Linked DNA regions of Homo sapiens: region 2 is linked to region 1. Evidence: chromatin loops called from intact Hi-C (ENCODE). Cell type or tissue: IMR-90. All regions are shown on one strand. Region 1 has its middle 4.9 kb from the start of ROR2. Region 2 overlaps SPTLC1 (serine palmitoyltransferase long chain base subunit 1).

What was found. Hi-C counts contacts between places; a loop is a spot of excess contacts. Peaks named below come from ENCODE experiments on the same cell type or tissue, not always from the same donor. Only the 100,000 strongest peaks of a DNase experiment are listed, where the experiment ranks them.
Region 2: it touches region 1 in a loop (6-fold over the local background); 7 of 110 quality-filtered maps call a loop at or near these places.

What each region holds. Positions count from the first base shown.
Region 1 is chr9:91,953,147-91,957,146 of GRCh38, reverse strand. No RefSeq gene overlaps it. Among named protein-coding and RNA genes, the nearest start is that of ROR2, 4.9 kb to the right of the region's middle. RefSeq lists an enhancer at 2,046-2,340. In IMR-90, a CTCF peak has its summit at 2,211 (motif pointing left); DNase peaks (open chromatin) are centred at 1,756 and 2,186; H3K4me3 peaks cover 309 bases; H3K27ac peaks cover 1,237 bases.
Region 2 is chr9:92,034,192-92,038,191 of GRCh38, reverse strand. SPTLC1 (serine palmitoyltransferase long chain base subunit 1) reads left to right here. Exons shown (of 15, transcript NM_006415.4): 14 at 3,309-3,382. Among named protein-coding and RNA genes, the nearest start is that of SPTLC1, 79 kb to the left of the region's middle. In IMR-90, no CTCF peak of the experiment used is centred here; DNase peaks (open chromatin) are centred at 2,281 and 2,871; H3K27ac peaks cover 3,469 bases.

The DNA of each region.
Region 1 (4,000 bases):
ATACATCTATTATTTTTAGCTGTTCCATCAGGAAAAACCTGACCACATATGGGGTATATGGGAAGTATATATTTGGTCTTGGTTCTCAGTTCATAGCACATAGCCCCAAAACTCTTGGAGTTTCCTGAATGATCGTGTCTTTTGTCGTTGATAAGAACTCATTTAGACCATACCTGGGTTTATCTTAATAAGATGGTTTTGGGCTCGGGGCCTTAAATAACTTCGTATTAGGGGCTGGTCACCAGAAACAGCAAATCTTTATCAGAGGGTTGGAACTTTCAGCACACCTCCCCAACATCTGGGGAAGGGAGAGAAGCTGCAGACTGAGTCAAATCACCATGGCCAATGATATAATCAATCGTGCCTATGTAATGGAATCTTCATAAACACCCCTCACCTATGGGGCTGGGGGAGCTCTGGATTGGTGAGTGCACTGGGATACAGGGAGGGTGGTGTGCCTGGAGATGCACGGCAGCTCCATGCCTCCTAACACCAAACCTCAGCCTGTGCATCTCTTCCATATGGCTCTTCCTGACCGTGTCCCTATAATACACGGGCAATAGTAAGTAAGGTGTGCTCCTGAGTTCTGTGAGCTGTTCTAGCAAATTATCCCACTGAGGATGAGGTTGTGGGAACCCACGAATTTGTAGCAAGTCAGACAGAGGTGTAGGTAACCTGGGAACTCAGTACTTGGGGTTGGCATCTGACGTGGGGGTCAGTCTTGTGGAACTGAGCCTTTAAACTTGTCGAGTCTGCTCCTAAATCTGGATAGCTAGTGTCATAATAAAATGAAACTGCTGGGCACCCAGCTGATTTTGGGTGAATCAGAGAATTGGTGTTGGCAAAGATACCACATACTTGATTTCAAGAGAATTCTCAACACAATTAAGGAGATTAAGTCAGCCGAGCGCAGTGGCTCATGCCTGTAATCCCAGCACTTTGGGAGGCCGAGACAGGTGGATCACCTGAGGTCAGGAGTTCGAGACCAGCCTGGCCAACATGGTGAAACCCCGTCTCTACTAAAAATATAAAAACTAGTCGGGTGTGGTGGCGGGCACCTGTAATCCCAGGTACTCAGGAGGCTGAGGCAGGAAAATTGCTTGAACCCGGGAGGCAGAGGTTGCAGTGAGCCAAGATGGTGCCACTGCACTCCAGCTTGGGCAACAAAGAGTGAATACTCCATCTAAAAAAAAAAAAGATTGGAAATTTAAGATAAAGTTTCTTTTTTTTTTTTTTCTTTTTTGAGACGGAGTCTTGCTCTGTCACCCAGGCTGGACTCCAGTGGCACCATCTCAGCTCACTGCAACCTCCGCCTCCCGGGTTCAAGCAATTCTCCTGCCTCAGCCTCCCAGTAGCTGGGTTCATAGGTGTGCACCAGCATGTCCAGCTAATTTTTGTATTTTTAGTACAGGCGGGGTTTTGCTATGTTGGGCAAGCTGGTTTTGAACTCCTGACCTTAGGTGATCTGCCCGCCTTGGCCTCCCAAAGTGCTGGGATCACAGGCATGAGCCACTGCGCCCGGCCAAAATTTCTTTATTATAATGACTACTGCACTCAAGCCTTGTGAACTTCTAAAGTTTGTAGCTATTGGTGAAAACAAGAATCCTTGTTTTATTATTCCTGAATCTGAATTTTTGGAAACAAGAAAGCCTGAATAGCTTAAACAGCTGTACACACAAATATATGGTTTGAGGTAAAATTTACTTTACAAAAGCCCCATGTTTCTGGATAATGAATAATTTCAGGATGAGTCTACACTTCAGTCATGTAAGTGGGAAATGGAGAGACCGCCAGCATCATTAAGAAAGAATCTGCTGTACATTAGAGGGAAAGACAGCAGACTGGGAAATAAAAGAATTTATTCTATTTGCCCTAAATCAGAGCTCAACATGTCAGCATTTTTCTGCCTTCCTCTCTTCCTTTTATCCACAAATACACTGCTGGCACATTACAGGCATTGCTGGGGACATGCCAGTCTCTTCCTTGTGGAGTTTCAGGTCGGCAGGGAACACAGACTTCAGTTCAGTGAGCATGCAGAGCACAGTGGTCTGTGCTCAGGTGGGTTTCCGTGGAGCCCTGCCCCACTGTGGGGTGAGGACAACAGAGAAGGCATTTCCAAGGAAGTGGCATCCACAGGGATGAGACAAAGTCGTTTGAGTGAAGGGAGTGAGCGAGAGCATGCTGTAGGCAGAAAGAACTGCTTGCTAAAGCGCCCCCTGGTGAAAGGGAGTTCATGCTTTCTATGTTTTTGAGAAAATGAAAGATCAGAATAGCTGGAAAGTAGAGAGCAAGAACATAGCACAGAATGGGCCTGAACAGGTAAGGAGGTGTCAGATCCCCAGGGCTATGAAAGATTTCAGGCTTTCACTTAGGAACAGGAGCAAGGCATTTGGCAGAAGCATCGTTAGCTTTAGTTTGAAGAGATCTTCCCATATATGGGTGGAGAGGAGACTGGAGCAGGTGGAAGCTAGAGATGGAAAGACTAGTTAGGAGGCTCTTCTCCAGGCAAACGAGACAAGCATCTCCGGCTAGGGTGATGGTGATAGAGAGAGAGGACGGGAGGCAGAGGGCATTGGGTGGAGACCAAAGGCCGTGATGCTAAGTGCACATAGGAGAGAGGGCAAGGAGGGGGTTGGGCTTCTGATCTTGTGGAACTACACGGATGATGGTGCCATCAAGTGCAGGAGGGAACGTGGGAAAAAGATGAGGTTTGGGGCAGGGTTTGGGGTAGGGCGATGTAGAGCTTGAGTCCATGATTTAAATAACTTGAGTTTGAGGTGCCATTGGGACAGTCATGTGGAAACGCCAGGCAGGCAGCTGCAAATGTAAGTTTGGAGGTCAGGGGAGCATGCCAGGCTGGAGTTACAGATTTAGGAGGTGCTGGGCACATAGGTGACATTGGAAGCCATGAGCTTGGAAGAGATTTCCCACCGGGAGAGTGTGGAGCAAGATGAGAGGATGGCAGAGGACCAAGACCAGCATAATCACCAAGTGGAAGAGGTTAAGGTGCAAAGAAGAACAAGGAGAAATGGCTAAATAAGTAGAAGCAAAACCAGGAGCTCTTGATATCATACAAGCCGAGGGAAAACATGTTTTGAAGAGGGAATGGTCTAGGGTAAAATGCTGCAGAGAGACTGCGTGAGAGAAGAACAAAAATGTATGTTGGTTCAGTACATGGATGACCACACCCAGCTGCTTGTGTGGATTCAGGGTGGCAGACTGGCAAGGAGTGTGGAGTGAGGAAATGAAGCCATTGTGTTTGACACGTCTGGCGATTTATCTTGTTTGCAGTGGGATATTTGTAGAGCTCCCTGCTAGTGGAGCAGAAGGGTACAATTCAGCTGAGGATTTCCTAACTGAAAAAGTAATAAGCAAGTGAAAAACTCTACCACACTGGTCTGCATGTATTCCTCACAAAAGCGCGGTGGGCCCAAGGCCTTGGACTGTAGTCACCTACTTTCCACGTCCACGCAGTGAAGTTTGGTATGCCCAGATACTCCATATCGTTTTTTTTTTTTTTTTTGTAGCGGGGGAGGGGTCTGATTTGGTATTTATTGAAACTCAAAAAGCACTACCTACAAATGAAAGAATGGATAAACTGGACTTCAGCAGAATGAAAAACCGCAACTTATGAAAAGACATCATTAAAAAAATGAAAACTAGCCAGAAACTGGAAGAAAATATATCTGTCTCTTTGAGTTTTCACTCAGAACATACAAAAAAGAGCTCTAAAAACTTTTTTTTGTTTTGTTTTGGAGACAGGATCTCACTCTGCAGCCCAGGCTGGAGTGCAGTTGTGCAATCATAGCTCACTGCAGCCTCGTACTCCTTGGGCCCAGGTGATCCTCCCATCTCAGCCTCCCGAGTAGCTGGGACTACAGACGCTCACCACCATTCCTGGCTAATTTTAAATTATTGTTTGTAGAGACAAGCTCTCACTATGTTGCCCAGGCTGGTCTCGAACCCTTAGGCTCAAGTGATCCTCCCACCTCGGCCTCCC
Region 2 (4,000 bases), 81 kb before region 1:
CAATTTTTTAATGTTAAATTTTTAAGAAAAGTCTCTTTGCCCTGAGAGAGAAGAGGGTAGAAAGGAAGATGCTGGTGACCCGCTCTTGACATGGAATCCTAATCCTCCAGGTCCTTCCTAGCTTCTGGCCATGGTAACAGGCAGCAGGCCCTCCCATTGGGTCAATGTGTGGCTCCCTCCAAAGATATTGTGTTTTGTACCACTTTGCATTTAAATATACTTGGCCTCTCCTCTGAAAAATTAGCCTTGCAGAAAACTCACTTGCTCACCATTTTACAAAGCCAGGCTTTCCTATGTGTAGTTGGGGGAGGCATTGTGTGTGGGCATAGCACACATTCCTGGACGGCTGGCTGTCCCCGCAGCACAGCTCAGGGACAGTCCACTCACAGTCACCCTGAAGTCAGGATGCTCTTGTAAACGGAAAGGAAGACCGCTTTTTATAACATACCTAATTTGGGGAGATTTATTTAAATTTCTTTATCTTCCAAAAGTTATTTTACTACTAATTGTCTAAGAAACACATCACCAGGGAAAACTGCTTGCCCCTTTTCATCCAGTAGCACTACCCCTCCAGAGTGCTTCCTGCCCTGGGCACGCGGGTTTACAGTGGTTCAGAGCCAACAGAAGTTTCTTTAAAAGGGGGAGGAAGAGCAGCGGAATAACCTGGGCAGGAAGGACTCAGGACGGGCAGTGGGATGCCACCCACCTTGCACCCCTCTTCCAAGTCCTGGGATGCTGGACATCTGCTTTCAGAAGAATCTGGACTTTTATGTGGGCTGCTGCTGCTCCTTTGAGAAGAATCTGACATATACCTAGTATGTATTTGAGAATGAAAATGGGCATGATTCTGCTTCCTTGTCCAGAGGCTGTAGCTATGAGCAATGCTACTAGGTTTCTGGGGTCATAATGGCAGCTACCACCTGTCATGTGCCTTTCCTAGGCCAGGCCCTGTCCTGAGCCTCATCCGCCTAGACAGCCTCTCAGGCAGGCTCTTCTAGGCCACATGGCTGTGCAGTATACAGACCGGGTGTGCAGGCAGCCTCTGCTGCCTAGCTGGCTTCAGCTGTCCTATGTCCCAAATGTTTGAGCCACGTAATCTGGAATAACAGATTTGTGGAGAACTTCATAAAATTTGTGGTCTTCTAGAGTCAATTACATTAAAAAATAAATAAAAAGCCCCAGGATCTGAGCTTCCTAAGGAAACATGTCAGATTATGAATGATCAGGCTGGAGCTACTTATCTTGTGAGGTGAGGAAATGCAGCTGATGTCCCCTCAGGCACAACTCTGTGGACATGAAGACTCTCTAGACAGGGAAAAACATCCCACTGCCTGCTTTACTGCCTCATTGTTTGTATTGTAACGTTCCTTAAATACAGACAAACACAAAACTAAGTATGACATCTTTGTGATTAGAGTTCTCATACAAATGGAAAACTAAAACGCATTTATACATTAAATACAAACTAAATGGACAAGCCAGTAAAATTCCCATTCATTTCATTACCTTCATGAGGCAGGTGAATTTGTTTTTTTCAATGGACTTGCCCCAGCGGGACAGCTGAGAGCTGTGTTCACAGAGCAGGCTCATGAGCTGCATGCGCTGGTGTTGGGTCTGAGTAATGGCTCCGCCGTTCTCACTGAGTCTCTTCTCGAACTGCATCAGGACAGTTGTCCACACATGCTTCATGTTGAGGGACAGTTGCCTCCTTCAGATGCCAGTGTATTCATTGCATAGTAAATCCACCTCTGTTCTCTTTTCATTAGATAGCAACAGCTAAAGTCTTACTACTGCTTTGTACCAAAGAGACGCAGAGGAGGACGTGCGAATGAAGCAACTCGGTGTTAAAATACCATGCTTACAGGAATTAGCCACGTAATGAAAGAGGAAACGAAAAGTCTGTGGACAGCTCACAGATCCCAAACTCCTGTCTGTGGGCCTGGTTTGATACTGGCTCTCTTAAGGAAATCCTCTTGAGAGTTGAGTGAGAAGAGAACAATCTGGGGTAGGGAACAGAATACTATCTAGAAACTTCATTGATAGAAAAAATACATATATCTTCCCGCTTCTGTGCATCATCACAGCTTCCATTTTTAAAATCTTCCGAATCTTTTGTTCCACTCCCCTCATCTTTTCAATATTTGAAGGAAAGAAAAGAACCATGCTGCTGTAACTCTTATTTAAGCTTTGTAGATCTGAGAGGCTTTGCCAAGTTTATGTTGAGTTGCTCAACAGGACACTGTTTTTACAAACTGAGCTATTGTTTATAATGTCTCTTAACCAGCCAGGGCTAGAAACAGAGCCAGTCCAGATGTTTGCAGGAGTTCACTTTTCCAAGTACACTTCCAGAGCCTAGAGTCAGCGGGAGGCTGTTGTCATTGCCTAGTATGGTTTTTCCATCTCTTCCTCGCAGCCTACGACGTGACCCCTCTTCAGGCAGATACTTTTACTGCCAGAGACATGGAATAATTGTTCTTTCCTTTACACTGCCCTTTGCTCTGTTGCTATTTTTTTTTAATATAACTCACATACCACATACCATAAAATTCACCCTATTGAAGTATATCGTTAAGTGGCTTTTAGTATCATACATTCAGCAGGTTGTGCAACCATTACTATCTCATTCCAAAACTTTTTCATCACTCCAGAAAGAAACCCCTGTAGCCTATTACCTTGCTCTGGTGTTTGTGCTTTCTTTATTTTAGTAGAGATTGTTTTCATTTTTTCTTAATGTTGACAGATGGTTAATATATAGGAAAGCTGGGTAAAACTTTGTTAACGCCAGATTCTGCAGTGCCCAGTGGCACCATGCCCAGATGCCACATGTGGACATCGTTTTTGCTAATATCTGAAGTGCAGTGGTTTTTCTCTGACGCAGTTCTACTGGTGGTGGTGGTCATAAGTCCAGCCTGCAGGACTTTGCTCGCACCACTTCCTCATGTGCTAACTCTGCTTTGTCTAAATGGTAGTCACTAGCTAGCTATGGCTGTTTGAATTTAAACTAAGTGGAAATAAGAAAAGGTGCAACTGTGACCTCTCAGTAGCACCAGCCATATCTCCGTGTGCTCAGCAGGCACACAGGGCTCATGGCGACTGCTGGGCACTACACAACAGAGGTATTTGTCATTGCAGAAAGTTCTGTGGACAGTGCTGCCAAGGTGGTGGTGTAGTATTTTGGTGATATCTTCTAGCAATTATAATTGGAAAAGTGAATTAAAGCTACCGTTGCAGGATTTCAGCGTTCCCCCAGTTTAATTACCACCATGTCTGAAGTCCAGGTTGCAGATGTCTTCTTTTTCTTCCTACAGTGCATGAACAGAAGTATTGCATTAACTCAGGCGCGCTACTTGGAGAAAGAAGAGAAGTGTCTCCCTCCTCCCAGGTCAGTTGACGTTAAAATATGACCTTATTTTTTTCCCCTACTCTGAGCTCTATGAAATACGTTATCTTTTGAAAAATTTTGAAAGACTATCATAGGCTATGGAAGAATATCTGTCATTAAAATATAGTACATTACCTGTCTTCTGCTCTTAAACTAGAAGTTTCTAAAATTTTAACTGAAAAGCTCCCAAGGACTCACTGAGTACCCTCTCAGTTAACTCAGAGAAATGTCTGGGAGCCCAGCAATGAACTTGGGCAAACTGAGTTTCCATCAGCTCATATCTGCCACATCTGAAAGGTGGCACATGCCACACCAGGAGTTCCTGCCACAAGGACCGTCCTGCAGGGAAGATCGGCAGTGTGGGGTGGGGGTGGGCATGCGCCTCTGCTGCTCCTTCAGTCAGCAACACTCAGTAACATTTGAGAAAAAACAAGCAACAGTGGGGAAAATGTACAGCATCAAGAAAAAACACCAAAAGTGAAAGACTAATGTCTTACTTTTAAGGAGACTGGATTCTGTTCACAAAGCATATACGAGGTAGTCCAAGGAGTTGGCCATCCCACCACAGCACTGGGCCAGGCAGTCACAGCAGGGGGCATGGACATGGTCAGTTCTGCC